Regions from separate parts of the Homo sapiens genome. Here region 1 is linked to region 2. A link is a loop called in an ENCODE intact Hi-C map of the cell type or tissue named here. Cell type or tissue: Caco-2. All regions are shown on one strand. Each heading gives the region's core, and the rest is flanking DNA. Links, peaks and the distances in the headings are about the cores only.

Region 1 (15,978 bases), core at 7,326-9,825, 64 kb after region 2:
TCTTGACCTCATGATCCGCCTGCCATGGCCTCCCAAAGTGCTGGGATTATAGGCGTGAGCCACCACGCCTGGCCTAATTTTTGTATTTTTAGTAGAGACAGGGTTTCTGTATGTTGCCGAGGCTGGTCTTGAACTCCTGACCTCAGGTGATCCACCCACCTCAGCCTCCCAAAGTGCTGGGATTACAGGCATGAGCCATTGTGCCTGGCTGCATTGCGGCTATCTGCTGTCTTCTTTCTCGGTGCGTCTGTCTGTCCTCCAGACCTCTTAACTTTTATCCTTGGAATGCTCCAGGACTTAGCCCCTGGATTATTTCCTTTTCTAGACATTCACTCACTTGGTGATCTCATCTGGTCTCATGACTCATTACTTGTATGCTGATGACTGTCTTTTGGGCATTTCCACTGGGATGTCTAACAAGGCACCTCAAATTCAACATCTTCAGAATTTCTGCTTCTCTTGAGATCCTTCCTATAACAGTTAATGGCAGTTCTATCCTTCTGAGACTCATCCTTGGCTTCCCTTTTTCTCACACTGTCCAGTCATCTATCAGCAAGCACTATCTTGAAGATACATCCAAAATTCTACCACTTCTCACTATCCCACTGCCTCCTCCCTGTTCTAGGCCATCATCATCTCGTATGTTAATAGATTATTGCAACAGGTTCTTAACTGTCTGTATTAGTCAGTCTTCACACTGCTAATTTAAGACATACCCAAGACAGGGCAATTTACGAAAGAAAAGGGTTTATTGGACTTACAATTCCACATGTCTGGGGAGGCCTCACAATCATGGCGGAAGGTGAAAGGCATGTCTTACATGGTGGCAGTCAAGAGAAGAGAGCTTGTGCAGGGAAACTCCCCTTTTTAAAACCATGAGATCTCGTGAGACTTGTTTACTATCATGAGAAGAGCGCAGGAAAGGCCCGCCCCCCATAATTCAATCACCTCCCACCAGGTTCCTCCCATGACATATGGGAATTGTGGGAGTTACAATTCAAGATGAAATTTGGGATGGGACACAGCCAAACCATATCACTGTGTTTCTGTTTCTCGTTTTTCAAAACACAACAGATGGAGTGGTTCTGTCAAAATGAGAGTCAGATATCATCTGCATTTTGCTCAGAACTCTTCAGTGGTGTCTGGGCACAGTGGATCACACTTGTAATCCCATTTTAGGAGGCCAAAGCAGGCAGATCACTTGGGCTCAGGAGTTCAAGACCAGCATAGGCAACATGTTGAAATCCTGTCTCTACAAAAAATATAAAACTTAGCTAGGCGTGGTGGCCTGTGCCTATGCCCCAGCTACTCTGGATGCTGAGTTAGGAGATCACTTGAGCCTGGGAGGTTGAGGCTGCAGTGACTGTAATTGAGCCACTGCACTCCAACCTGGGTGACAGAGTGAGACCCTGTCCAAAAAAAAGAAAAGCCCTCTTCAGTGGTTTTCTATTTAATATGTAATAGAAGCTTATTATGACCTATAAGGCCAACATGATCTGAATCCTGTTACTCTTTTGATTTAATCTTTTTCTTTTCTTTTCTGGAGACAAAGTCTTACTCTGTTGCCCAGGCTGGAGTAAAGTGGTGCAATCATGGCTTGCTGCAACCTCAACCCCTTGGGCTCAAGCAATCCTCCCACCTCAGCCTCCTGATTAGCTGGGACCACAGGTGTGTGCCACCACACTTGGCTGATTTTGTTTGTTTTTTATTTTGTAGAGATAGGACCTCATTATGTTGCCAAGGCTGGTCTTGAACTCCTGGCCTCAAGTGATTCTCCCACCTCAGCTTCCCAAAGTGCTGGGATTACAGGCGTGAGCCACCACACCCAGCTTAATCTTTTTCTTATATCCCACCTCACTATACCACCAATCCCAGGTCACTTCACTTCAGCCACATTGGCCTCCATGAACATCCCACAGGCTCCTGAATCAGGAGTTCTCGCTGTTCCTTGTGCCTGAAATGTGCTTCTTTCGGATAATCTCACAACTGACAGCCTCACTTTCTTTACATTTTCACTCCAGAGTGCCTTCTTAGTGAGGCTTCCCTTAGCCCCCTGCTTAAAAGTCATGTATTTCATTTTTAATAGAATCCTTTAAACAAAAGAGAGGATGCTTTCCATTCAGGTTATCTTTATCTAAAAAACGCTAATCTGAAATAACACTATGGGGCACCCTCGCAGAACACAATATGAAAGTATAGGTTGAATATCCCTTATTTGAAATGCTTGGAGCCAGAAGTGTATTCAGTTTCAGATTTTTTCAGATTCATTTACCAGTTGACCATCCCTAACCTGAAAATGTGAAATGTTCCGATAAGCATTTCTTTTGAGCATGATGTCAGCTCTCAAAAAGTTTTGGATTTTGGAGGATTCTAGATTTTTAGAGTAGGAATACTCAGCCTGTAGGAGAATAACAGATCTACATTAGGGAATGATAGAGATCACCCTTGACTCAGCTTGAAAACTGGTAGCTGTGCTTAGGATAATGTAATTACTGTATAGGACCAAAAACTACAGGGTTAGAGCATACCGGTGTATTGTCCACTTTCACTGCTGTTCTGTTTTTGCTTTCCCCAGCGGAAACCTATATAAGTTTATACAAATAATCTTCTGAGGATGGGCCAGCTCTTAGAGCCTCTGTCTCTACCTTTTCATCCTCTTGGTATCCAGCTAAGTTAACAGCTTCATTGTGAATATTCCATTTGGCATTTTATTTGTGAGGCAGGGGAATTGCTTGAAACTGGGAGGCGGAGGTTGCAGTGAGCCAAGATGGTGCCACTGCACTCCAGCCTGGTGACAGAGCAAGACTCCGTCTCAAAATAATAATAATAGAAGAAGAAGAAGAAGAGGAAGAGAAGGGGAAGAAGAAGAGGAGGAGGAGGAAGAGGAGAAAGAAAAAAGAAAAAGAAACTTGAGGCTCAGGGATTATATACCTAAGAGGTGGTACAGTCAAACAGCTATGAGATGGTCTCAGTTCTTAAAAAGTTAATTAGGAGAGACGGGAAACCATTCCTTCAAACTAGAAATGCTATACTAGTCCAGAGAAGGCAGAGGAAAAAGTGGGTGGAGGAAATGGAGATTTTTATGGAAGAGGGATGTAGGTTATAGGTGAATAAATGGAGTTAGTTGTAAGAACATGCCAGACAGGGAAATAACGAGTACCCCAGGAAGACTGAATTTGCATAGTTGGCAAATGCTGCCAGACAAGTTCGCATTCAACTGTTGCATCAGATTCATTTGGAAAGCTTTTAAAAAATATTGTTGGCTCCTGATCCCACCCCGAAGCTGCTCCTGAATCAGATGGTCTTAGGCAGTGCCTTAGAATCTGTGGTGTTGATACTGTCACAGGCTATTCTGATGCATAGCCAGGCCAGGGAATCCTTGGCTAGAGAAAGAAGAGGGGCCGGGGGCGGTGGCTCATGCCTGTAATCCCATCACTTTGGGAGGCTGAGGTGAGTGGATCACCTGAGATCAGGAGTTCGAGACCAGCCTGGTCAACATGGTGAAACCCAGTCTCTACTAAAAATACAAAAAATTAGCCGGGTGTGGAGGCGAGCACCTGTAATCCCAGCTACTTGGGAGGCTGAGGCATGAGAATCACTTGAACCCGGGAGGCAGAGGTTGCAGTGAACAGAGATTGTGCCATTGCACTCCAGCCTGGCCAGCAAGAGTGAAACTCCGTCTCAAAAAAAATAAAAAAAAGAAGAGGTATGGGGGTGACTAGAGCAGAGGATGCATTTTCTGAGAAGTGGTAAGAGGTAAGATTAGATGAGTAAGGCCCAATCATATGAGGAAAGGCTGAGCTAAAGAACTTAGAGTTGCTGGGCACAGTAGCTCATGCTTATAATCCTAGCACTTTGCGAGGCTTAGGTGGGTGGGTTGCTTGAGCTCAGGAGTTAGGGACAAGCCTTGGCAACATGGCAAAACACCGTCTCTACTAAAAATACAAAAATTAGGGTCAGGTGGGGTCGCTCATGCCTGTAATTCCAGAACTTTGGGAGGCCAAGGTGGGCAGATCACTTGAGCTCAGGAATTCGAGATCAGCCTGGGCAACATAGTGAGACCCTGTCTCTAAAAAATAAAAAAAGTTTTAAAAATATAAAAAAATTAATTGGGCATGGCAGCATGCGCCTACAATTTCAGCTACTCAGGAGGCTAAGGTGAGAGGATCACTTGAGCCTGGGAGGCAAAGGTTGCAGTGAGCTGTGATTGTGCCACTGCACTCCAGCCTGGGAGACAGAGTGAGACACTGACTCAATAAAAACAGAAAAACCCCAGAGTTGAAACAGTAGGCAGTGGAAACTGAGTTACCACATTGATCAGCAGAGATGTGTTAAGAGCAGAGGGGATTTTTTGTTTGTTTGTTTGTTTGTTTGTTTGGGGGTTGAGACAGGGTCTGTCTCTGCCACCCTGGCTGGAGTGCAGTTGTGTGATTACAATTCACTGCAGCCTTGACCACCTGGGCTTAAGTGATCCTCCCACCTCAGCCTCCCGAGTAGCTGGGATTACAGGCCTGCACCACCACACTCAGCTAATTTTTTAATTTTTTTTGTAGAGACAGGGGTCTCACTATGTTGCCCAGGCTGGTCTCAAACGCCTGGGCTCCAGGGATCCTCCTGCCTCGGCCTCCTAGAGTGCTGAGATCACAGCCATGAGCCACTGTATCCAGCCAAGAACAGTTTTAAGCAGACTTTTCTGGCAGCAGTAAGCAAGAAGGAAAAGCTGCAATAGGAACCAAGCTAGGAGATAGTTAAGGGAACTACGAGTCATATTACTATTGTGAGATTCTAAAAAAGAAGTGGACATTACTATTTGGTTGTTGTTGTTGTTGAGATGGAGTCTCACTATGTTGCCCAGGCTGGAGTGCAGTGGCACGATCTCGGCTCACTGCGACCTGTCTTCCGGGTTCGAGCAATTTTTCCGCTACAACCCCCCAAGTAGCTGGGATTACAGGTGTGCACCACCATGCTTGGCTAATTTTTGTATTTTTAGTAGAGATGGGCTTTGGTAGAGATGGCCAACACCATGTTGGCCAGGCTGGTGTTGAATTCCAGACCTCAGGTGATGCACCTGCCTTACCTTCCCAAAGTGCTGGGACTACAGGTGTGAGCCACCGTGCCCGGCGTGAGATTCTAAAAAAGAATCAGGGATCCTTTGTCTAGAAATAAGAATTAGTAAACTTGGAATCTGAGGTTTAACTCTCTTAAGCTTCAGAATTTTTTACTTGCAAAGAATATTAAAAAGTCATGGCTGGGCATGACTACTGACTGACACCTGTAATCTCAGCTCTTTGGGAAACCAAGGCAGGAGGATTGCATGAGGCCAGAAGTTCAGCACCAGCCATTTTGCCCAGGCTGGTCTTGAGCTCCTGAGCTCAAGGGATCTTCCTGCCTTGGCCTCCCAAAGTGCTGGGATTACAGGCATGAGCCCCATCAGGTCTGGCCTTAACTATTATTTAAAATAAAAATAATAGTATAGGTTGAATATCCCTAATCTGAAAATTTGAAGTGCTCCAAAATCTGAAACTTATTCAGTGCTGACATGATGCTCAAAGGAAATGCTCATTGGAACATTTCAGATTTTGGATTTTAGGATTAGGGCTGCTGAACCAATAAGTATATTGCATATATCCCCAAATCTGAAAAAATCCGAATTCTGAAACACTTGTATTCCCAAGCATTTCACACAGGGAAACTCAACATGTATTTGCTTTTAAAAAAAAAGAAAAAAAAATCACTCTGGAAACAATATAGAGCACAGGGGAAGCAGGAGTAGATATAGGGAGATCCCTTAAGAGGCCACTGCAATAGACCAGATAAGAGGTTATGGTAGCTTGAGCAGGTGGGGACATGGAGCTAAAAGTGGGCAGATACAAGTGATATTTAGGAGGAAAAATTGCAAGAAACTTCATGATGGATTAAATACAGGGCTGTTGAGAAAGAAAAAAGGTGTTTTCTTAGGTTCTGCCCTGGGCAACTGGATGAACAGAGATCCAGTTTGGTAGTTGGGGTGGAAGGGGGTAGGGCGGGGGAGATGCTCATGATTTTTGTTTGGAATACTAAAGTACTGAATATGTTAAGTGGAAGGTGGGATTTCTGCATTTTGTTTTGTTTTGTTTGAGACGGGGTCTTGCTCTGTCGCCAGGCTGGAGTGCAGTGGCGCGATCTCAGCTCACTGCAACCTCTGCTTCACGGGTGATCTCTTGACCTCGTGCTTCCTGGATTTCTGCATTTTTAAGAAGTTTTCAGTTGACTCTGATATATACCATAGTTTAAGAACTATTGATGTTGGCTGATTGCGGTGGCTCATGCCTGTAATCCCAGCATTTTCGGAGGCCAAGGCAGATGGATCACCTGAGGTCAGGAGTTTGAGAACAGCCTGGCCAACATGGTGAAATCCCAGCTCTACTACAAATAAAACCCAGGAGGCAGAGGTTGTAGTGAGCGGAGATCGCGCCACTGCACTCCAGCCTGGTGACAGAACGAGATTCCATCTCAAAAAAAAAAAAAAAAGAAAAGAAAAGAACTGTTGATATAAAGAAAAAGAGAATTATTGATGAAGGAGTGTCCAACTGTTAGACAATGGTAGTGACACAGAAGACAATGGAAGAAAGTGTTTGTTTTTGTTTTTGTTTATGTTTTGAGACAGTGTCTGGCTCTGTTGCCCAGGCTGGAGTGCAGTGGTGCAATTACAGCTCACTGCAACCTCCACCTCCTGGGCTCAAGCCATCCTCCCACCTCAGCCTCCTGAGTAGCTGGGACCGCAGGCACACACCACCACACCCGGCTATTTTTTTTTTTTAATTTTTTGTAGATACGGGTTTTTGTCATGTTGCCCAGGCTGGTCTCAAACTCCTGAGTTCAAGGGATCTGCCCGCCTTGGCCTCTCAAAGTGCTGGGATTACAGACATGAGCTGCCACGCCCGGCCTGTTTAGCTGTTTCTAGGGAAGTGACTGGGTTTGGAACAGAGGCTACATTCCTATCCATCCTGCTCTTAGGCCAGCTCAGCTCTTTTTAATATATATTTTGTACTAATTTGTTTGCCATAAGACTTCGTTGCAGCAGGGCCAGCGCAACTCTTAACTTGACTTTGTCCGCTTTTATCACTAGCCTTTTGGCCTCAGCAGTGCCACCAATTCCTTCCCTTTTGTGGAATTGAGCCCTGGACCCACTGACCCAATGCAGTGTATCAGATTAGTTTCAACATCTTATCTGGATTTCTTTTACTTTTTCCTGAGGCAAGGAGATCAAAACCAAACAGCTGTGGTCTTGACAAGCTGTTTTAGTAATCACCTAGGGATACTACATTTTCCTCTAGAAATCTAATCTATAATTTTTATTTCTTTTTCTTTTCCTTTCTTTTCTTTTTTTTTTTTGACAGGGTCTTGCTCACTCGCCCAGGCTGGAGTGCAGTGGTGTAATCTGAGCTCACTACAACCTCTGCCTTCTGGGTTCAAGCAATTCTCGTGCCTCAGCCTCCTGGGTAGCTGGGACTACAGGCTCACGCCACCCCACCCAGCTAATTTTCGTAGAGATGTTGCAGTCTCACCAATGCACCTTCATATATTGGTTTCTCTTGTGAGGTATCACCCTGAGTTCTTTGTCTCGCCTCTAAAATGATTAAGGAGCATGGTCACAAGGGTGAAGTTGGAGCGAAAATGTAATAAGCAAAAGGAGAAAGCTCTCTGCAGAGAGGGGAGTCCAAGTGGATAGCTTGGTTACAGCTGAATGCAAAATGCTTTTATAAGAAACTGCAGCCAGGCGCGGTGGCTCATGCCTGTAATCCCAGCACTTTGGGAGGCCGAAGCAGGCAGATCACGAGGTCAGGAGTTTGAGACCAGCCTGGCCAACATGGTGAAACCCCATCTCTACTAAAGATACAAAAAGTTAGCCAGGCATGGTGGCATGTGCCTGTAATCCCAGCTACAGGGGAGACTGAGACAGGAGAATTGCTTGAACCCGGGAGGTGGAGGTTGCAGTGAGCTGACATGCCATTGTATTCCAGCTTGGACGACAGGGCAAGACTCTGTCTCAAAAAAACAAACAAAAAAAAGAAACTGCTCTCCTCCTTGTAACTGATTGAGTAATTTTTCTTTTTCGAAAAGCTGTCTGTGCAACTCCCTTTTTCCAGCTGTGGGATTGTTTCTAAGCACAAAGCACAGCTTCTCTTCTTTGTATAACTGGGTTTTTTTAGGTAAGCCCACTCCGCCCTATGCAAGTTCCCACGGAGCCCACTGTGTATATGCCTGAAAAGGGGAGGAAACTTTTTCCTGGGAGCTCACTGATTGTACAAAGAACAAAAAGGCTTGTTTGCTTTACTGGCTGCTTATCTGTCCAGGCTTATCTGTGCAGCTGCAGCAGCTGTGATTTTTCAGGCAAGCACTTCTAGGGGCCCAGCCTTAACTGTTTACCTAATGGATTTTTCCTTTTCTTCTCCCTCAGAGATGGGGTTTCACCATATCGCCCAGGCTGGTCTCGAATTCCTGAGCTCAAGCAATCCACCCATCTTGGCCTTCCAAAGTGCTGGGATTACAGGCGTGAGCCAGTGCACCTGGCCATTTTTATTTCTGAAAATTGAGTTCTCTAATATACTTCAATAAAAAATCTACGTTTCATTTATTAGAAATTTGTTAACCTCATATCATGGGTCAGGCACTGTGCTAGGCACTTGTTATTTCAAATTAAATAAGACGTGGCTATGTCAAGGAACCAGGAAAAACTGATGCCTGTATACGCACATACATCCCTGTCTAGCATTTTTCTCTTGATAAATAGAAAAAATTGATAGAAGAGAAAAATTGATAAAATTTTAAAATATCTAGATCTGAATTCAACTCCTTTGTGTGAAAAAGAAGGTCAAATTAATCTCTTTGGTTGAGACTGTAATTCAAGGGGTCTTTTAATGTATATATTACGCAGCCCAGATGTCCCCTTTCTTTTTCATGATGCCTCTGTAATTAAGAAGCAGATTTTTCCCCCCAAAGGAGAGTGTTTTTTCTGTGGTCTTAACTTGGATTCATATGGATTCGTGGCTTTGTGGGTTCTTAAACCTTCCACAATTATATACAAAATTGTGGAATTTGGTATACATGAGTGCTTTTCATATTTATTTTTAATCCAGAATGGATCAAAAAGAACAATCATGAAGGATGTAGGTGCCAGACACAGGGCAGAAGGTAGCTAGAAAAGTAGATCTTAGGGAAGTTAGGGCCCCTAGCCTCATTAATCTACAAACATGGCATGGCCGGCTTGCCTTGCAAGACCTCAGTTGAAGACCCCATGAATTCTTAAAATGGAAAGAGTTCTTAATTTTTATCAAATTCTCAAATGATTCTGTTACCCCAAAATATTAAGAATTATTATACTATTAAAAAATGTGTTAGAGACTAGTCCAGGCAACATAGTGAGACGTCGTCACTACTAAAAATTTTAAAAAAAATTAGGGGTGTGGGGCAGGACACAGTGGCTCACACCTGTAATCCCAGCCCTTTGGGAGGCCAAGGCAGGTGGATCACCTGAGGTCAGGAGTTCGAGACCAGCCTGGCCAACATGGTGAAACCCCGTCTCAACTAGAAATACAAAAATTAGCTGGGCATGGTGGCGCATGCCTGTAATCCCAGCTACTCAGGAGGCTGAGGCAGAATTGCTTGAACTTGGGAGGCAGAGGTTGCAGTGAGCCAACATTGTCCCACTGCACTCTGGCCTTGGCAACAGAGTGAGACTCCATCTCAAAAAAAAAAAAAAAAATTGTTAGAGACCAGCCCAGGCAACATAGTGTCTCTACTAAAAATAAAAATTAAAAATTAGGTGCATGGGGCATGGTGGCACACACCTGTAGTCCCAGCTACTCAGGAGGCTGAGGTGAGAGGATCCCATGAACATAGAAGGTTAAGGCTGTAGTGAGCTATGGTTGTGCCACCGCACTCCAGCCTGTTTGATAGAGCAAGACCCTGTCTCAAAAAACAAAAACAACAAAAACTTACTAAGTTTTGGTTTATGACTATTTAACATCATTTACTTTTTAGATGTTCTCACTGGGGGAAAGGGAAATTGAAGATATAATATGTACTTTTGTAATTTATCAATACAATTTTTATATTAATACAGTAATTGAAACTGACATTTAAACATTAGAATTTGTTTTTACTTTTAACAATATTGTGAGCATGCTACATTTTTTGTTTGTCTTTAGTACCGGGACCCTCTGGTGATAATGGCATCAGTGTTACAATGATCTTGGTAGCCTGGATGGTTATTGCATTGATCTTGTTCTTACTGAGACCTCCTAATCTAAGAGGATCCAGCCTACCTGGAAAGCCAACCAGTCCTCATAATGTAAGTGTTGCAGATTTTAAATGCTTTTTGGGTAAGGGAATGTATGTGGCCTGGGGCAGGGAAGGACTTGGTTTTGACTAAAACACCTAAATTAGTTAAATTATATTTAACTCATAGAGTATTCTACCTATGTAGTTCTATTAAATATTGCAATTCCAAGATTTAATTGACAGCTTAATCTTTATGGAGTTAAATGCAGAAAGAAGCACAGACCAGAAGCCCAAAATTAATTTGAAAATGAATTCCAATCCTTTTTTTTTTTTTTCAGACAGGGTCTTGCTGTGCCGCCCAGGCTGGACTGCACTGGTGCGATCTTAGCTCACTGAAGCCTCCACCTCCTAGGCTCCCACCTCAGCCTCCCAAGTAGTTGGGACCACAGGCATGCACTAGCACACCTGGCTAGTTTTTTGTATTTTTTTGTAGAGATGGGGTTTTGCCAGGTTGCCCAGGCTTGAATTCTAATCTTTACTCACATGAGAAGCATCAAAAATAATCCATTTCATAATCCACAGCAATATTGCTCAAGTCTCAATCCTCCACTACCCAGTTCTGTCCACCTCACAGTTGATCCCTTGCCTCTCATGCTTCCAGCCCCTAAACTCTTAGTAGCTTTAGTTGAAATGTTTGACCCCCTTCTGTCCTAGCTATTCAGTAGAGACACTGAGCCTGTCTTATTTTATTTTCCTCATTTTCCCATCCTATTTCTCTCAAACCCATTTTCCATTTCTGTACCACAGTAAATCAGCTGAGCTGGCAAAAGGAGAGGTCGGAATCATTCATGTTGATAAATCTTGATAGTCATGATTACAACCATTTTTAGAACCTTCTAAATTAAAACTATGATAAAGTGACCCAATAGGGAGTTTTCAGGACTATCTTTAAGAGAACCTCTGTTGGCCAGGCACTGTGGCTCACGCCTGCAATCCCAGCACTTTGGGAGGCCAAGGGGGGCGGATCACCTGAGCTCCGGTGTTCAAGACCACCCTGGGCAACATGGTGAAACCCTGTCTCTACTAAAATACAAAAAATTAGCCAGACATGGTGGCATGCGCCTGTAGTCTCAGCTACTCAGGAGGCCGAGGCATGAGAATCGTTTGAGCTCAGGAGGCAGAGGTTGCAGTGAGCCAAGATCACACCACCACACTCCAGCTTGGGCTACAGAGTGAGACTATGTCTCAAAAAAAAAAAGAACCTCTGTTAAAGGATTCCTTTTAATCCTTTTCAGAACCAGTATTTATGTTTTTTTTTTAACACTGAATTTGAATATTATCTCTTTAAAAATATTTCCATGAGGCCGGGCGCGGTGGCTCATGCCTGTAATTCCAGCACTTTGGGAGGCCAAGATGGGCGGATCACCTGAGGTCAGGAGTTCGAGACCAGCCTGGCCAACATGGTGAAACCCTGTCTCTAGTAAAAATACAAAAATTAGCTGGGCCTGGTGGTGGGCACCTGTAATCCCAGCTACTCGGGAGGCTGAGGCAAGAGAATTGCTTGAACCCAGGAGATGGAGGTTGCAGTGAGCCAAGATCGTGCCATTGCACTCCAGGCTAGGCGGTGAGAGTGAAACTTCGTCTCAAAAAAAAAAAAAAAAAAAAAATTCCATGAATTTGCCAGTTACCTCTATTTAGCCATTCTACAAATGTATACATATTTCAAAACATGTTGTATATGACAAATATATACAATTTTTATTTGTCAATTTAAATAAATGTTAAAATTTATAATTAAAAAACTATAAGGTAATAGAGCATCAAAAAAAAAAAAAAAAAAAAAGGAAAATTTCCATGATAGATTTGCTTGTTTTTGTTGTTTTTTTTTTTGAGATGGAGTCTCACTCTGTCCTCCAGGCTGAAGTGCATTGGTACAATCTCAGCTCACTGCAGCCTCTGCCTCCCAGGTTCAAGTGATTCTCCTGCCTCCACCTACCGAGTAGCTGGGATTACAGGTGCACGCCACCACATCTGGCTAATTTTTGGATTTTTAGTAGAGATGGGGTTTCACCATGTTGGCCAGGCTGGTCTCAAATTCCTGACCTCAAGTGATGTGCCTGCCTCGGCCTCCCGAAGTACTGGCATTACAGATGTGTGTCACCACACCTGGCTAATTTTTGTATTTTTAGTAGATACAGGGTTTCGCCACGTTGGCCAGGCTGGTCTTGAACTCCTAACCTCAGGTGCTGTGCCTGCATTTGCCTCCCAAAGTGCTGGTATTACAGGCATGAGCCACCATGCCCGGCCAGATTCACTTGTATACCAAATTATCCCACTAATTCTCTTTTCCAACCTTTACCTTGTGGAATTCCTAAAATAATTGTTTCTTTTCTCCAGTGTTGTGGTGTTGATATCAGAAGTTCAGTTAGACTCATTTTTTATATAAGAGAAAGCAAATGTGCAGTGTTAATTGGTCAATGTTTTGCTTTGTTTTTTAAGGAATAGAACATTTAGATATGTAGCATAGAAAGAAAAAAAATCAAAACGAAAAACATACACAAAAAAGATACGTAGCATGCTAACTTTAAGAAAGAAGGCATTATAGACCAGGCGCGGTGGCTCTCACCTGTAATCCCAGCACTTTGGGAGGCTGAGGCGGGCGGATCACCTGAGGTCAGGAGTTCAAGACCAGCCTAGCCAACATAACCAAACTCCGTCTCTATTAAAAGTACAAAAATTAGCCAGGCATGGTGGCGCGTGCCTGTAATCCCAGCTACTTGTGAGGCTGAGGCAGGAGAATTGCTTGAACCCAGAAGGTGGAGGTTGCAGTGAGCTGAGATGGCGCCATTGCACTCCAGCCTGGGCAACAAGAGCGAGACTCCATCTCAAAAAAAAAAAAAAACCGGCATTATTAGCACTATATAAAAAGCCTTACATTTATTTTTATTTTTTCTTGGAGAAGAGAGTATTTATAAAACAGCTTGCATATTGTCTTGATAAAGTGTTTATTCCTTAGCCTTCTTTCTTACTTTCTTTGTATAGCTTTGTTACTTTCATATCAAAGAGTAAATTCCTCAATGTTTGGAGCTAAAGAAATAGAACTCTTAATAACCTGACTTAGAAATCATTACAGTGGGCTGGGCACGGTGGCTTACACCTGTAATCCCAGCACTTTGGGAGGCTGAGGCAGGTGGATCATTTGAGGTCAGGAGTTGGAGACCAGCTTGACCAACATGGTGAAACCCTGTCTCTACTAAAAATACAAAAAAATTAACCAGGTGTGGTGGCACATGCTTGTAATCCCAGCTACTCGGGAGGCTGAGGCAGGCGAATCACTTGAACCCGGGAGGCGGAGTTTGCAGTGAGCCGAGATCTCACCACTGTACTCCAGCCTGGGCGACAGAGTGAGACTCTGTCTCAAGGAAAAAAAAAAAAAAACTATTAAAATGACAGAAATGCAAGATTACCCTCTCCTGGACCTTAATTCATTGTAGGCCAGTGTTTCTAGGAATAGTAGTTCCACTATCTTAGGAATAAGTAAGAAAATGTGTTGAGACTAATTCCAAGGAGAAATATTGATCACCCCCAACTCGGGCGTCATGTATCATTTCAGGGTAAATAAATAAAATCTTGAGAATCTTAAAAACTCTGATCTTTCCTTTACAGTTCACTTGCTTTCTATTGCAAGTTAACAAAAGTCAATTCCAAGTGGTTTAAAACAAGTGGCTTCATTGATTTACACGTCAAAAAAATTCAGAGGTAGGGTCAGTGTTAAGAAAGTTTCAACAGTGTCATCAAAGACCTAGTTTCTTTCCTCATACTAACAACTTCATTCCAAGATGGGCTCCCCTTAGGGTTATAGGATGACTACCAGAAGCAACTGCAGCCACATGCATCCTCGTAGACATTCAGTATTGAGAAACAAAAGTCCCTAGCTTCATTTTAAATATACAGTACTTTGCTTAGCCAATCGACTTTAGCAAGAGGGATGAAGATATTTTCATAGGTTTGAAGATCACTCCTGGGGTTGGCAGGAGTGATAACATCACTGTTGTACAAATTCCCTCTCTCTTCCATTCTACAGGGAAAAATGAGACAAATGGTGGAAAATCACAGTGTTATTTAATCTAGTGTTCCCTCATGTAAAAACATATGAAAAGTCCAAATAAGCATATATTTGGGATGGGATGGTTGGGGGCATTGCTGCTCAGTTGTTTCTCTATGTGTTAGATTGGTTGCACTGGGATTTAATAAGTCAATTTTTAAAAAAGTAATAAATTTTAAATTTTTTTGAATTTTTAAAAAGTCAATTAAATAATTTATTTCTTTCTAATGCCAGGGACAAGATCCACCAGCTCCTCCTGTGGACTAACTTTGTGATATGGGAAGTGAAAATAGTTAACACCTTGCACGACCAAACGAACGAAGATGACCAGAGTACTCTTAACCCCATTAGAACTGTTTTTCCTTTTGTATCTGCAATATGGGATGGTATTGTTTTCATGAGCTTCTAGAAATTTCACTTGCAAGTTTATTTTTGCTTCCTGTGTTACTGCCATTCCTATTTACAGTATATTTGAGTGAATGATTATATTTTTAAAAAGTTACATGGGGCTTTTTTGGTTGTCCTAAACTTACAAACATTCCACTCATTCTGTTTGTAACTGTGATTATAATTTTTGTGATAATTTCTGGCCTGATTGAAGGAAATTTGAGAGGTCTGCATTTATATATTTTAAATAGATTTGATAGGTTTTTAAATTGCTTTTTTTCATAAGGTATTTATAAAGTTATTTGGGGTTGTCTGGGATTGTGTGAAAGAAAATTAGAACCACGCTGTATTTACATTTACCTTGGTAGTTTATTTGTGGATGGCAGTTTTCTGTAGTTTTGGGGACTGTGGTAGCTCTTGGATTGTTTTGCAAATTACAGCTGAAATCTGTGTCATGGATTAAACTGGCTTATGTGGCTAGAATAGGAAGAGAGAAAAAATGAAATGGTTGTTTACTAATTTTATACTCCCATTAAAAATCTCTAATGTTAAGAAAACCTTAAATAAACATGATTGATCAATATGGCAGATGATTTACAGTCCATTATATGACATTTGTAAGCCACTCAACACTAGCCTTACAAGGTTCATGAAAGGAGGAAAACATTAATTCTTTCTGCCTTTGCTGATATAATCCACATAGTAATAATTTAAGCTATAATTTATTTTTAAAATGAGTGCCTCTTGGGAAGCTTCTTTTCTGTTCTAACAGTTCCCTGTTAAAATGAAAATCTTAGGCCAGTGCAGTGGCTCACACCTGTAATCCCAGCACTTTGGGAGGCTGAGGTGGGTGGATCACTTGAGGTCAGGAGTTCGAGACCAGCCTGGCCAACATGGTGAAACCCTGTCTCTACTAAAAATACAGAAAAATTAGCCAGGGTTGGTGCATGTGCCTGTAATCCCAGCTACTCAGGAGGCCAAAGCAGGAGAATTGCTTGAACCCGGGAGGTGGAGGTTGCAGTGAACCAAGATCGCACCACTGCATTCCAGCCTAAGCAATAGAGCGAGACTCCCTCTCAAAAAAAAAAAAAGAAGAAAATCTTAAAGCTGTATTAGGGCCTGTTAGGTTACTGATATTTGAATGCCTATTTACTTATTTACTACATTGAGTCTTTTGTTATCCTCTGACCTATAAAATATTTTAATAAATTACTGGTTTACTT
Region 2 (15,978 bases), core at 7,698-10,197:
ATGTTAGCCAGGATGGTCTCGATCTCCTGACCTCGTGATCCGCCCGCCTTGGCCTCCCAAAGTGCTGGGATTATAGGCATGAGCCACTGCACCCGGCCACAACATAGTTTTTAAAAACAAGTTTGCTCTTTTTTTTTTTTTTTGAGATGGAGTCTCACTCTGTCACCCGGGCTAGAGTGCAGTGGCACGATCTCAGCTCACTGCAACCTCCACCTCCCGAGTTCAAGCGATTCTTGTGCCTCAACTTCCTGAGTAGTTGGGATTACAGGCACCTGCCACCATGCCCGGCTAATTTTTGTATTTTTAATAGGGACGGGGTTTCACTCTGTTGGCCAGGCTGGTGTCGAACTCCTGACCTCAAGTGATCTGCCCACCTCAGCCTCCCAAAGTCCTGGGATTACAGCTACCATGCCCTGGCAAAAACAAGTTTGCTTTTTATACAATATATATTTTGCTGCTTTGTTACTCTTGGGAAAGGTAATGTAGAAGAAACTGACTTGCTTGAAATTTTGAACAGACTTTTAAAATCTGTTTGTTTATTTTATTTGTTAATCCTTGCTTGCTTGCTTGCTTTTCTTTCTTTCCTTCTTTCTTTTTTTTTTTTTTTGACAGGGTTTTGCTCTTGTTGCCCATGCTGGAGTGCAGTGGCACAGAGCATAGTCTCGGCTCACTGCAACCTCCACCTCCTGGGTTCAAGCAATTCTCCTGCCTCAGCCTCCCAAGTAGCTGGGACTACAGGCACCCACCACCATGCTCAGCTAATTTTTGTATTTTTAGTAGAGATGGGGTTTCACCATATTGGCCAGGCTGGTCTTGAGCTCCAGGCCTCAGGTGATTCGCCTGCCTTGGCTTCCCAAAGTGCTGGGATTACAGGTGTGAGCCACCGCGCCTGGCCCAATAATTGCTTTCTTTATCACAGTAGTTCTAAGCATTTTTCCCAGTATGACTAATGATGTTTATGCGCATCTTTGTGCACATGTCATCTCAGCTATGATATGGAAGAAAGAGGCTGTGAGTTACTTAGTTTGGAGAGCAGTAGCCATAGTCCGCTTCTTTCATTTTTATTTTAATTAGAAACAGGGTCTCTGTCACACAGGTTGGAGTGCAGTGGTGTGATCATAGCTCACGGTAGCCTTGAACTCCTGGGCTCAAGTTATCCTCCCTTCTCAGCCTTCTGAGTAGCTGGGACTACTACATAAGAAGGCACATGCTAGCATGCCTGGCTAATTATTAAAGTTTTTTGTAGAGACGGTTTCACCACCTTGGCAGGCTGGTCTCAAACTCCTAGGCTCAAGCAATTCTTCTGCCTCAGCCTGTCAGAATTGGTTTTACAGGTGTGAGCCACTGCGCTCAGCACTCTGCTTCTTTCTGCTCAGAGAAATCATATAGACAAGCATGTGAATGAAATATTAAGGAAAAGTCTTGATTCTGTTGTAATTTATTTAGATAACATTCATCTTTAACAAACTGGTACCATTGCTTGTAATATACCTCTCAAGTTTAGAACACACCAGTATTTTGTAATACAGCTGTTAAAAACTGCTTTCTGGCCAGGTATGGTGGCTCATGCCTGTAATCCCAGCAATTTGGAAGGCTGAGGTGGGGAGATCACCTGAGCCCAGGAGTTCAAGACCTACCTGGGCAACACATCGAGACCCCCTCTCTCTACAAAAAAGTAAAAAAATTGGCTGAGTGTGATGGCATGCACCTGTGGGCTCAGCTGCTCCGGAGCCTGAGGTGGGAGGATTGCTTGAGCTGGGGAGGCTGAGGCTGCAGGGAGCTGTGATCACGCCACTGCACTCCAGCCTGGGCAACAGAGACCCTATCTCAAAACAAAAACCTACTGCTTGCTTAACATTTATAAGCGAAGCCATTGTGGTGGCACACACCTGTAGTCCTAGCTGCTTGGGGGGTTGAGGTGGGAAGATGGCTTGAGCTCAGGAGGTCAAGGATGCAGTGAGCCATGATTACACCACTGCACTACAGCCTGGGCAATAGAGACCCTGTCTCCAAAAAAAAAAAAAATCATTTATAAGTTACTTGTATGCACTATTATGTGGGATCAACATAGTATGGAATATATATATATATGTATCTTTTTTTTTTTTTTTTTTGAGACAGAGTCTTGCTTTGTCACCCAGGCTGGAGTGCAGTGGCACGATCTCGGCTTGCTGCAACCTCTGCTTCCTGGGTTCAAGCGATTCTCCTGCCTCAGCCTCCCAAGTAGCTGGGATTACAGATGTGCACTACCACGCCCAGCTGATTTTTGTATTTTTAGTAGATATGGGTTTCCACCATGTTAGCCGGGCTGGTCTCGAACTCCTGACCTCAGGTGATCCACCCAGCTTGGCCTCCCAAAGTGCTGGGATTACAGGCCTGGCCTGGAATTTTTATATTTTCTGTTAAATTTTTCTGTTTCTGATTTATGGAAAACATTTTCCTGGTCGGGCACAGTGGCTCACGCCTGTAATCCCAGCACTTTGAGAGGCTGAGGCAGGTGGATCATCTGAAGTAAGGAGTTCGAGACCAGCCTGTCCAACATGGCAAAACTCCGTCTCTACTAACCATATAAAAACTAGCTGGGTGTGATGGCACGCACCTGTAATCCCAGATACTTGGGAGGGTGAGGCAGGAGAATCACTTGGACCCAGGAGGTGGAGGTTGCAGTGAGCTGAGAATGTGCTGCTGCACTCCAGCCTGGGTGACAGAGGGAGACTCCGGCTCAAAAAAAGAAAAAAGAAAAAAAAAAAAAAAGAAAAACATTTTCCTGAGTTTTTGTTTGTTTGTTTGTTTGAGACGGAGTCTCGCCTTGTCACCCAGGCTGGAGTGCAGTAGTGTGATCTCGTCTCACTGCAACCTCCTCCTACCAGGTTCAAGCGATTCTCCTGCCTCAGCCTCCCAAGTTGCTGACTTGGGACTACGCGTGTGCCACTATGCCCGGCTAATTTTTTTAAAAATATTTTTAGTAGAGACGGGGTTTCACCATGTTGGCCCGGCTGGTCTTGATTTCCTGACCTCGTGATCTGCCCGTCTCAGCCTCCCAAAGTGCTGGGATTACAGGCGTGAGCCACCGCGCCTGGTCACATTTTCCTGATTTTAAAATGTTAAAATTTAGAATATGACTAGTAAATATTCTTGGGTAGAATTTTTTTTCTTTTTTTTTTTTTTGTGATGGAGTCTCACTCTGTTGCCCTGGCTGGAGTGCAATGGCTTGGTGTTGGCTCACTGCAACGTCTGCCTCCCAGGTTCAAGCAGTTCTCCTGCCTCAGCCTCCAGAGTAGCTGGGTGTACAGGCATGTGCCGCCACACCTGGCTAATTTTTGTATTTTTAGTCGAGGCGGCGTTTCACCATGTTGGCCAGGCTGGTCTTGAATTCCTGACCTCGTAGTCCTCCTGCCTTGGCCCCGCAAAGTGCTGGGATTATAGGCGTGAGCCCCCACGCCTAGCCTTTTTTTTAGGATTAAAAAATTTTCTCTCCATGACACAGGAGGTCCTGATGACATGTGCCCTCTTGGGTGGAAATTTTAGAAAACGTTTTCAAATTATGAAACTTATGGTTATGATATTGAATACAAACAAAGATGATTTAATTGAAAAGCTTTCCTTTGTTTGACTCTTTATGATCAGTTTTACCCCTGGACCTTGACCAGGCACAGAGAGAATTCTTAGGATTGTACAAGAGTAAACTGCGGCCAGGAAAGGACAGGACATTAGTAGGTGAGAGACCAAGATTAAGAACAGAAGACTTCTTTCTTTTCTTTCCCTTTTATGCAGATGAGTGATAACTTTGGCCCCAGTGGAACACACACACTCCAGAGCACTATACAGAGAACTTGGGCTAAGGGTTAAAGATACTTTGGTCTTCAACTGACCCCAAGTTTTAAAACTTTTTCAGTTTATTAAGTACTGTTACAAATTCTCACTTGATCTTTGCGCAACTGTTTAAAATGAATAGTTTCAATTATCACTCTTGTTTTATAGATAAACTGAAGTCACAACAAGGCTAAGTGATTTATCTATTAATATTTCTCAGTACTGCCTTAAGTTTTTTGTCTAAGGATGTTCTTTCTGCTGTCCCATGATGTTTTGGCAAGTGTTGTCTAAAGTGATCCTAGAATAGGAGTCAGATAGAGGTAAAGAAAAAAGGGTCGCCAAGGAAAGAGAAGGTAATGTTTAAGACAGTCCTTTGGTCTGAATGCTTGTGTTCCCCACAATTCATATTTGAAATCCTAACCCCCAGTGTGATAGTATTAGGAGGAGGTGGGCCTTTGGGTAGTGATTAAGTCATGAGGGTGGAGCCATCATCATGAGGAGTAGTGCCCTTATAAAAGAGGGCTCAGAGAGCTGCTTGCCCTCTTCCACCATAGTAGGACACAGTGAGAAGGCACCATCTACCAACCAGAGAGTGGGTCCTCAGCAGACACTGAATCTACCAGTGCCTTGATCTTGGACTTCCTAGCCTCCAGAACCGTGAGAAGTAAATTTCTGTTTGTAAGTTACCCAGTCTGTGTTATTTTGTTTAAGCATCCCAATAGACTAAGGCACCTGAGAAAATAGGGTCACATTTAATGAGAATTTCTAGAAAAATGGTGGCCACCTGGGGGATGAATCTTAACAGAATCATGTGTTGCAGAGAAATGGAAACATTAAGGAGATGAGGAAATTCTCTCTGACCTTGAAGAGTTAAGCCTAGTAGTGATGGAATAGAAGGTCAAGGAGAAAAGCGTTCTCCTTTCCTTGAGTTTTGAGCTTTCTCCAAAGTAGTGATCACAAAGGTAATTTGTAACATTTATTTAGTTGTTAATTATCTATTGGTATGCAATTATTTAATTTAAATTAACAGTTAACTTGATTGCAAGCTCTTGATGGTAAAAGCTACCTTTGTTTCTTCTGTATCCTCCTCTGAACTCTCTTGCTGGTTACTTTGTCCCCTGAGAATTTGTTAGATACATCCTTTTCAAGAAAGGAGAAGTGAGAGAAGACAGGGCGTTTGAATCCCACCTCCTGTGCTGTGTGACTGGGCAAATTACTGAAGCTTTCAGAGCCTCAGTTCTTTCCTCTTTCCAATTCAAGTGATTCTTAATTGAGTGGGCGAGAACTGCTGTATCTCCAAAGTTGTAATAGTGCCACTTGTGAAGTTGTGATTTGTTGAATATAAATAAATGAAGACTTGGTATACTCTAATCCAGTGGTCCCCAACCTTTTTTGCACCAGGGACCATTTTCATAGAAGACAGTTTTTTCAGTGGGCTGGGGCAGGGGTGGGGGGCGTGGGGAGAATGGTTTTGGGATGAAGCTATTCTACCTCAGATCATCAGACATTATTTTTTCATAAGGATCGTGCAGCCTAGATCCCTCGCATGCAGTCGCTCCAGTGAGAATCTAATGCCACCGCTGATCTGATAGAAGGCAGAGCTCAGGTGGTAATGCTCAGGTGGTAATGCTTGCTGGCCCGCACCTCACCTCCTTCTGCTGTGCTGCCAGGTTCCTAACAGGCCACAGACCAGTACCAGTCCATGGCCTGGAGGCTGGGGACCCCTGCACTAATCTATACCTGATCTATACAGTGGCCTCTGGCCATGCTGACGTAGTTGCTTCTGTATATTCCTGTTGTATTCTGTGGAAAATAAACTTCTGTTGTCCTTTCTTGCCTGCTGTAGTCTCTTCCTTTTGAATAGTATGCCCTCTGAAAAGGGTGTCTTTAAGCTTTCACTTTCTTGTAAAATTATAAGAATTTCAGGGATTGGCTGGGTGCAGTGGCTCACGCCTGTCATCCCAGCACTTTGGGAGACTGATCACCAGAGGTCAGGAGTTTGAGACCAGCCTGACCAACATGGTGAAACCCCGTCTCTACTAAAAGTACAAAAATTAGTTGGATGTGGTGGCGCGTGCCTGTAGTGCCAATTACTCGAGAGATTAAGGCAGAGAATCACTGGAACCCGGGAGGTGGAGGTTGCAGTGAGTCTAGATTGCGCCACTGCACTCCAGCCTGGGCAACAGAGCAAGACTCCGTCTCAAAAAAGAAAAAAAAAATTGTAATGATGAGTTTCAGGGAGTTTTAATCCTGCGTGAGTTTAGATCACAGAGAATTGTGACATCAAGGGCATGTAATGGGGTTTATTTCAACATTTAAATTTTGTATGTCTTTAACTTCTCCCAGGTATAGCTTTAGAATAATTTTTAGCAAACATTAATTGACCAATTTGAACTTGAGTCTGCATCCTTTTCTTTTTCTTTCTTTCTTTTTTTTTTTTTTTTGAGATGATGTCTCACCCTGTTGCCCAGACTGGAGTGCAATGGCATGATCTCAGCTCACTGCAACCTCCACCTCCTAGGGTCAAGCAGTTCTCCTGCCTCAGCCTCCCGAGTAGCTGGGATTACAGTCATGCACCACCACACCCAGCTAACTTTTGTCTTTTTTTTTTGTATCTTTAGTAGAGATGGGGTTTCATCTTGTTGGCCAGGCTGGTCTCAAACTCCTGACCTCATGATCTGCCTGCCTCGGCCTTCCAAAGTGCTGGGATTATAGGTGTGAGCCACCATGCCCAGCCAAGTCTGCATCCTTTTCTTGCCTACTTCCCATCAGAGAAGCAAATGTAGTTTAAGAGAAAAGTATTTCGTTACTAAGAACGAATAGGAAGTTTTTTTTTTTTTTTTTTCGAGATGGTGTCTTGCTCTGTTGTCCAGGCTGGAGTGTGATCTCAGCTCAATGCAACCTCCGCCTCCTAGGTTCAAGCAATTCTTCTGCCTCAGCCTCCCAAGTAGCTGGGATTACAGGGACACACCACCACGCCCAGCTAATTTTTGTATTTTTAGTAGAGATGGGGTTTCACCATGTTGGCCAGGCTGGTCTTGAACTCCTGACCTCAGGTGATCCGCCTGCCTCAGCCTCCCAAAATGCTGGAATGACAGGCATGAGCCACTGCGCCTGGCCAAACTAATAGGAAGTTATTTGATAGTTATCTAATTTCTGTACTGCTCTAAAGTTGTCTTTGTAAGGGTGAAAGAAACATAACTAGCATGATTGGTCATATCTGGCAGATGGGGAATGAGTCCTGCTCAGGATTTTACAATGTGACTTCCTGTATAAGATCTGTCATATACTAGATGTGCGATCATAGTGAAATTACTACCTTAGCTGGGGCTATGTTCCTCATTTTAAAAACAGAAAATTTTCCTGCTTTGATTTTTATCAGAAGGGCTTTTGTTAAGATGTGAAAGTAGTAAAGCTACATTAGAACATAAACTAGGTGTGGTAATATTTGAGAGCCATTTGTGTTAAAAGAATAACCAGTTTTGAGTATTTTGTAAAAAGTATTGTGTATGAGTAGGTTTGAACACCTCATTATACTGAGACTTTGGGTAATCTGATAAAAGTCATCCCAACTACTTATTGATGCTTTTTAAGATAAAAATGCATAGAATGCTTCCTCTGGCCTCCCATTTCATTGACCAGTATCTCTGTTTTCTGTTATGTAAAAACTAATTGCATACGTTCTATTTTTTTAAACTTTCTTTTTTACTGACCAGACAACAGTTATGAATAATTGCATACATTCTAAATTGTTACTGTGCATTTTCTTCTTGCTGAGGGTTTTTATTTTTTCATTTTTTCAGATGGAGTCTTGCTCTGTCACCCAAGCTGGAGTGCAGTGGTGCAATCTCTGCTCACTGCAACCTCTGCCTCCTGGGTTCAAGTGATTCTCCTGCCTCAGCCTCCCAAGTAGCAGAGACTGCAGGCATGCACCACCACACCCGGCTAATTTTTTTGTATTTTTAGTAGAGATGGAGTTTCACCATGTTGGCCAGGCTGGTGTTGAACTCTTGGCCTCAGGTGATCCAACCTTCTTGGCCTCCCAAAGTGCTGGGATTACAGGCATGAGCCACCGCGCCCGGCCTATTTTTAACATGGAAAGAATTATGATATTGTTCTTCATCACTGTGAAGATTTGGCTGGCTATGTGAAAAGTAATTTTATTATAAATCATATTCTTTAAAATCACAATAAAAGAATTTTCATATTCTGACCTTGAATTAGCCAATGTTATCCCTGCCTTCTCAGGAAGAGCTCTGTTTGCATGGAGTCGGGGAGAGGGGAAGAGATAATTGTTTGTTTTTCTATAAAAATGTATTTTTAAAAAACCTTTTATGTATTAATAATTTGAAATTTTTAGCACTAAAAGGTAGAATGGTGTAATGAATCTCTGTGGACCCATCACTTGCCTTCAACAGTTAAACTCATGGTGGTTTTGTTTCATCCATACCTCTCCCCCCTTGGCAGGTTTATTTTAAACTAGACCCCAGGTATTGTATCACTTTAACTGAAAATACTTAGTGAGATTCCTAAGAGATAAAGACTCTTTTTAGATGTGATCGTTGACATTGTACGTATGTAACAATGTCATTTAAACAGTGTTCAAAGTTCCTGATAGTTCATAAATGTCCTTTTACTAGGTTGGTTTGAATCAGGATTGGTATCTCTTAATTTTGTTTTAATCTGTAACCGTTCCCCTGCCATCTCTTAAGATTTATTTATTTTTTGCCATTTATTTGTTGAAGAAACTGAGTGACCTTCCCTGGATTTAGCTGCTGCATCCAAAAATTTTTTTCCTGATTATAAAAGTTAATATGTAACCATTATATGATATTTGAAAACTGTACAAAGTGAAAAGTAAAATCCTGCCACCCAGAGATAACAGATGTTAAAGTTTTATGTTTTCTTTCAGCCTTTTCATTTGTATGTGTTTTCCTATGCCTTTAAAAACGAACATTTGCAGGCCAGGCGTGGTGACTCATGCCTGTAATCCCAACACTTGGGGAGGCAGAGGCGGCGGATCACTTGAGGTCAGGAGTTTCAGACGAGCCTGGCCAACATGCTGAAACCCTGTCTCTACTAAAAATAAAAAAATTAGCTGGGTGTGGTGGCACACACCTGTAATCCCAGCTACTTGGGAGGCTGGGGCAGGAGAATCACTTGAATCCGGGAGGTGGAGGTTGCGGTGAGCCGAGACCGTGCCACTGCACTCCAGCCTGGGCAAAAAAGCGAGACTCCGTCTCAAAAAATAAATAAAAATAAAATAAAACATGCATTTGTGGCCGGGCGCGGTGGCTCACGCCTGTAATCCCAGCACTTTGGGAGGCCAAGTTGGGGGGATCATGAGGTCAGGAGATCGAGACCATCCTGGCTAACACAGTGAAACCCCGTCTCTACTAAAAATACAAAAATTAGCTGGGCACGATGGCGGGTGCCTGTAGTCCCAGCTACTCGGGAGGCTGAGGCAGGAGAATGGCGTGAACCCGGGAGGCGGAGCTTGCAGTGAACCGAGATCGTGCCACTGCACTCCAGCCTGGGCAACAGTGCAAGACTCCGTCTCAAAAAAACAAAAAACAAAAAACAAAAAAGTGCATTTGCTATGTTTATTTTTATGCCCTTTTAAATATACTTTTAACATTATGTTGTGATCATTTCTCCATATTATTAAGAAAGAAAATGAGGCCGAGTGCGGTGGCTCATTCGTGTAATCCCAGCACTTTGGGAGGCTGAGGCAGGAAGATGGCTGGAGCCTGGGAGTTCGAGACTAGCCTGAGAAACATAATGAGACCCCGTCTCTACTTAAAAAAAAAAAAAGCCAAGCATGATAACATGCGCCTCCGTAGTCCCAGCCACTCGGGATGGGATCACTTGAGCCTGGGAGGTCAAGGATGCAGTGAGTCATGATTGCTCTGCTGCATGCCAGCCTGGGTGACAGAGCAAGAGCCTTTCTCAAAAAAAAAAAAAAAAAAAAAAAAGAAACGTTTGGCTGTATAATACTTTACAGTGTATATCACAATTTAAATATTTCTTTTTAGCTGGATATTTAGATCATCCCCATTTTTCACTACTTTAAAGCCATGATAACCATCTTTGTATATAAACCTTTGTATTTCAGATTATTTTCCTTGATAGTCTTAGAACTGGAATTATTCAGAGGGCATGCACGTTTTTTTAACATCTGGATTTGTATTGCCAGAAAAGTTATCATAGTTTGTAATTTCAAATGCAGTGTATAAATGGTTCCATCTTACTAAAGAATTGGTTTGCATATGCTCTGTATTTTTAAAATGTCTTTGCCAGCTATATTAGTGGAATGTTTGGAGTTTTTTTCCCCTAATTCTTTTGCTCTTTTAATTTTACTTGGGATTTTTTTTAAATGCACAGTCTTATGTCCTAAATTTGATATTTTTCATTGTATTTATCTTTTTTGTTTTCTCTCTGTACTTTAATGGATGGAAAGTTTGTATGTATCTGTAGGGGGTCCTTCCCTGAAGATCAAATAAATGTTAACCTTACTTATCTGGTAGAATTGCTGATTTTTTTCCTCCTTAACTGCTAGTAGGTTTTTTCTTTTTGGAATTTTTTCTGGGGAGCTTTCCAGCAAAAACCGGAAAGCCTGCTAGACAAATTCTAAAAGAGCTGTAACACTGTAGGTTTTCCTAGCACTGAATTTATTGAAATTGCAATCCCTTCCCCATTTATTTGTGATTCCAATTTTGATATATAAATATAAATAGATATATTTTGAGGTGAATTTGTTCAGAAAATTCTATAATCTGATTTGCTGGTTGTAATTATGTATGTGTGTGTGTGTGTTTGCACACCATTTTTGAAAAACTTGTTTATTCCTGCCAGGACCAAAGAAGACATTTGGCCTTAAAGATTTAACACAGGGTCATCAGGACTTACTCACCACTTCCCACATAAAAGTGAATTGTTGTAGAAACAGTAATAGTAAAATATCGTTTTCATTACATTCCTATAGTACATAGCAGCTCACAAGCACTTTTATATTCAGCATATTCCAGCCTGGGCACAATGGCTCACGCCTATAATCCCAGCACTTTGGGAGGCTGAGGCCAGAGGATCAGCCTGGCCTTGCTATGTCGACCAACCTGGGCAACATAGCAAGACCTCTGTCTCTACAAAAAAAATTATTTTTATTTTTAAATAATTTTTTTTTTGATACAGTCTATCTCTCTCGCCCAGGATGGAGTGCAGTGGCGCGATCTCCGGCTCACTGCAGGCTCCACCTCCCAGGTTCACGCCATTCTCCTGCCTCAGCCTCCCGAGTAGCTGGGACTACAGGCGCCCGCCACCATGCCTGGCTAATTTTTTGTATTTTTAGTAGAGACGGGGTTTCAGCGTGTTAGGCAGGGTGGTCTCCATCTCCTGACCTCGTGATCCGCCCGCCTCGGTCTCCCAAAGTGCTGGGATTACAGGCGTGAGCCACAGCGCCCATCCGAATTTTTTTTTTTTTTTCTTAATAGAGATGGGATCTTGCTGTTTCCCAGACCAGTCTTGAACTCTTGGGCTCAAGCAGTCCTCCCATCTCAGCCTCCCAAAGTGCTGGGATTACAGGCATGAGCTACCATGCCCAGCAAAAATATTTTTTTAAGTAGTTGGGTGTGGTGGCCTGTGCCTCTAGTCCCAGCTCCTCAGGAGGCTGACATGGGATGATCACTTGAGCCATGAGTTTGAGGCTGCAGTGAGCTATGATTGCCATTGCACTCTAGCGTGGGCCACAGAGCGTGAGTCCCTATCTTGCTCTTAAAAAAAAAAAAATATATATATATATATAAATATATATAAATATATATATACATTTATATATACATATAAATATTTTTGAGAAAATTGAGATATATATAAATATATATAATAAATTATTTATTGATATATATATAATAAATTATATTTATTGATATATATAATTATATTTATTGATATATAGAATAAATTATATTTATTGATATATAGAATAAATTATATTTATTGATATATAGAATAAATTATATTTATTGATATATAGAATAAATTATATTTATTGATATATAGAATAAATTATATTTATTGATATATAGAATAAATTATATTTATTGATATATAGAATAAATTATATTTATTGATATAGAATAAATTATATTTATTGATATAGAATAAATTATATTTATTGATATAGAATAAATTATATTTATTGATATAGAATAAATTATATTTATTGATATAGAATAAATTATATTTATTGATATAGAATAAATTATATTTATTGATATATAGAATAAATTATATTTATTGATATATAGAATAAATTATATTTATTGATATATAGAATAAATTATATTTATTGATATATAGAATAAATTATATTTATTGATATATAGAATAAATTATATTTATTGATATATAGAATAAATTATATTTATTGATATATAGAATAAATTATATTTATTGATATATAGAATAAATTAAATTATATTTATTGGTATATATAATAAATTAAATTATAATTATCTCAATTTTCTCATATATATTTAATTATATCTCAATTTTCTCTTGAACTGAACATGCTAAATTATCTAAACCCTGTCTTACCCTCTATCATCACTTAATTTGTTGGTTAGAGATAGTATATCACATATATTCCAAAGACAGGCTTGTGGAATATAAAGGATCTATCAGCCAGGAGAGGTGAGTATGTGGTGTATATGCATCCCTGCTGCCATTTTATGCCCAAATCTCTACTCCATAATGCTGCTTCCTACTGAGTCTATTCACACTCACTTTCTTCTCAACAGGGGGCTTGACACCCCTGCAAGGTCCAACATGCAGGTTGAAAAAAGTGTGCAGTCCTTTCTGTAAATTACCAGACCTAAAAAATATAAAAGCTATTATGCAATGGTACTTGCTGCTTGGGAAGTGTAGTCAGTGAGAGTGGGTAAAAGAGAATGAGAATGAGTGAGTTTCATTACACTGGGCTTTGGTTTTTTTTTTTTGTTTTTTTTTTTTTTTGAGATGGAGTCTCGCTCTGTCGCCCAGGCTGGAGTGCAGTGGTGCGATCTCAATTCACTGCAACCTCTGCCTCCTGGGTTCAAGCAAGTCTCTGCCTCAGCCTCCTGAGTAGCTGGGATTACAGGTGCCCACCAACCACCAAGCCTGGCTAATTTTTGTATTTTTAATAGAGATGGGGTTTCACCATCTTGGCCAGGCTGATCTTGAACTCCTGACCTCGTGACCCACCCACCTCGGCCTCCCAATACTCTGGGGCTTTCAAGTGCAGTTCCTGGAGCCCCATTTTAATTAGACTGAGGTTATCTTGAGAGTGGTGATCACATCTTGCTCATCGTTTTTCCCATGCCTGTTACAGTGTTCAGTATCAAGGTGTTCAAATGAGTTGGGCTCGATTGAATGCATTTTCCTTTTTCTTTATGGTGTAAGTTCTCCTCAGCAGCCCCTGGTGATAATTCCTCTCTTGATGTTTTGGGGGCCTTTTCTGTATTTGCCAAGACTTGAGTAGATGTCACTGATAGTTTAGGTTTCTATGCTGGCTTCACTTGTTATTTCTGAAGAAGTGGGCTTGCTTTGGCAGGAGTAATATTCTCTCTTACTTCTCTCCTCTCTCTACCATTTTTTCCGTTTGTCATCTCAACTATGGTAAGCATCCAGATGATGTCTTTGATTGCAGATGCACCTTGGGAGAAGATAAAAAACAAAACTAGTTTAGGCATTGTCATTTTCCTGATTTTTTTCCGTCTTATATGTTTTTAAAATGAATTTCCATTTGCTTTTATTTTAAACTTAATTTAACAAAATACTATACCAACATTAATAGTTTATGGTAGATACACTGTTTTAGATACACTGTTTCATTGTTTAGATTCTCTTCCGCTGTTAAAGCTTCCACCAGAGAGTGAGTAGGGCAGGGAAGAGTAAACTTTGAAAACTGATTTTTGCAAACAATGTTTGCCTCAGATTTAGGTGAAAGGCTGACTTTAGAAGTATCCATGATAGGGCCTGTTTACATACTTTTTAATATCTTCATTGATGATGGGATATGGTTAATTTTGTTACATTTACCTATGGAGTTACAATCCCTTTTATGCTATATTTAACCAACAAATTCAGTGATGATAGAGGGTAAGACAGGGTTTAAACAATTTAGCATATTCAGTTCGAGTAAATTGAGATATAATTATTTTTCCCTAGAGCTAATGGCTATGGTTGAGAGAACAAGAAACTTACTGTAAGATTATTCTTTTACAAAGTTAATACTCTTTGAATAGTTAAAATATTCAAATGGTGTAATTTCAGAAAACACATAATCGTATACAGTGAAAAGTCTCCTTACTAATTCTGTCCCCAGGCCACTTAGGTCATCTTTCAAAAACTAAAATCTTAAGGTTTGGGACTATTTGCAAACATCTCTCCATAGATAAAAACTTGGCCTTAAGTTACTAATGTTATTGGAGTTTTGACATCAGCATTTATTTTTATTTTGGGTAGTATCTGTTGTTTACACATGTATGTAATTTTGTACATATATGTAAATATTTACACATTCATATGTAAATATGTAATTTGGTTCAAAAAGTAATATGTATAGAAACATAGGAAAACAAGAAAAAATCAGTATCTGATCATCTTAACAATAACCGGTATAATGAGTTTAATGTACAATAATTCTTCCCCAAGTTTAAATTCTAGGTAGATAGTAATTCTAAATACTTTTAAAAACCTTAATCACAGGAATTTCACACTGAGCATACTGGAATTCTGACTCATTTCTTAGGAGGGAAATGAATATCTTAGTATTGTTGCTCTTGGAAAAAAAGCTGGGAACTAACCTTTTTGAAGGAGAGAGGAAACCAGGGATTGGCAAAAAGAGTAGAGAGGTTTCAAAGGGTACATATTTTTATACTACAGCCTTGAGAAAAATAAGGAAAAAATCCAGTTGCAGTAATTCTGGGTCCTTAGAATCCTGCTTTTCTTTTTTCTTTTTCTTTTCTTTTTTTTTTTTTTTAAATGTAAGGAATGGATTGGAAGATGTATAGAGAAGATAAGCTCACAGTCAGGTTACACTATTCTGTTACGTTTTGATGTGGGTACCAGGGAGGATTAACTTAAAAAGGAAAGGAAAAGAACTTTCCAAATCATGCTTTCAGTTTATGTCTGTTAGCACAATGGAGTCTGAGAAGCAAGAGTCAGAAACTCCCAAGTTATAAAATGTGGCCAGGCGCGGTGGCTCACTCCTGTAATCCCAGCACTTTGGGAGGCTGAGGGAGCAGGTCACTAGAGGCCGGGAGTTTGAGACCAGCCTGGCCAACATGGTGAAACTCCGTCTTTACTAAAAATACAAAAATTAGCCAGGTATGGTGGCACACGCCTGTGTTCCCAATTACTTGGGAGGCTGAGGCAGGAGAATTGCTTGAACCCAGGAGGTGGAGGTTGCAGTGAGCCAAGATGGCGACACTGCACTCCAGCCTGGGTGACAGAGTGAGTCTCAGCCTCAAAAATAACAACAACAACAACAAAATTGGGAATATTTAACCCTTTTCAGGGATGTCCCTTCCTTGTTTTCAGTGGAATAGCCTAGCAGAATAAGCCAAATCTACTATAGAGATACTATTAGCAAGAGGCCAGTTTTGCTAGCTATACCATGTTACTACATAGTATGTTTCATTGCTTGAATGTACCATAGCTTTAATTACTAACATTTGGGTTCTTTATAGTTTTTTAAATTTTCAGTAATCCACAATTCAGACAGTCCCTTAGGACAGAGTGATAGAAATATAATTCTTAAGGATACAAGCTTTGTAAAAACACTTTTTATTATAGGTTTAAAAAATATACACAAAAGTAGGCTCAACAGTTTTCAGTTACCCATGATCCAGTTTCAATGGTCTTTAACTCCTGGCCAGTCTTGTTTCATTGATCCACATCCAGTTTTTTAGTTTATTTTTTTAAAATATCATTTTTTTAGAGCAGTTTTAGGTTCACAGGAAAATTGAGAAGAAAGTATAGAGTTCTCATATATCCCCTGCCCCCACACATGCATAGCTTCCCTACTATCCGACACCAGAGTGTTAAACTTTGTTATATAGTCAACGAACCTAACATTGAAAAGTCATTGTTACCTAAAGTCCATAGTTTACATTAGGGTTCACT

What was found. Hi-C counts contacts between places; a loop is a spot of excess contacts. Peaks named below come from ENCODE experiments on the same cell type or tissue, not always from the same donor. Only the 100,000 strongest peaks of a DNase experiment are listed, where the experiment ranks them.
Region 1: it touches region 2 in a loop (2.2-fold over the local background); 6 of 110 quality-filtered maps call a loop at or near these places.

Annotation. Positions count from the first base shown.
Region 1 is chr4:39,550,783-39,566,760 of GRCh38, reverse strand. SMIM14 (small integral membrane protein 14) reads left to right here. Exons shown (of 5, transcript NM_174921.3): 4 at 10,191-10,333; 5 at 14,603-15,978. The coding sequence ends at 14,635. The region is part of intron 2 of UGDH-AS1 (UGDH antisense RNA 1); the gene reads right to left. Among named protein-coding and RNA genes, the nearest start is that of UGDH-AS1, 31 kb to the right of the region's middle. In Caco-2, for the core only: no CTCF peak of the experiment used is centred there; a DNase peak (open chromatin) is centred at 8,380; H3K4me3 peaks cover 270 bases.
Region 2 is chr4:39,615,497-39,631,474 of GRCh38, reverse strand. All of the region lies in intron 1 of SMIM14 (small integral membrane protein 14), which reads left to right. It also overlaps the pseudogene RNU7-11P. Among named protein-coding and RNA genes, the nearest start is that of SMIM14, 15 kb to the left of the region's middle. RefSeq lists an enhancer at 5,602-5,681. In Caco-2, for the core only: no CTCF peak of the experiment used is centred there; DNase peaks (open chromatin) are centred at 8,814 and 9,694.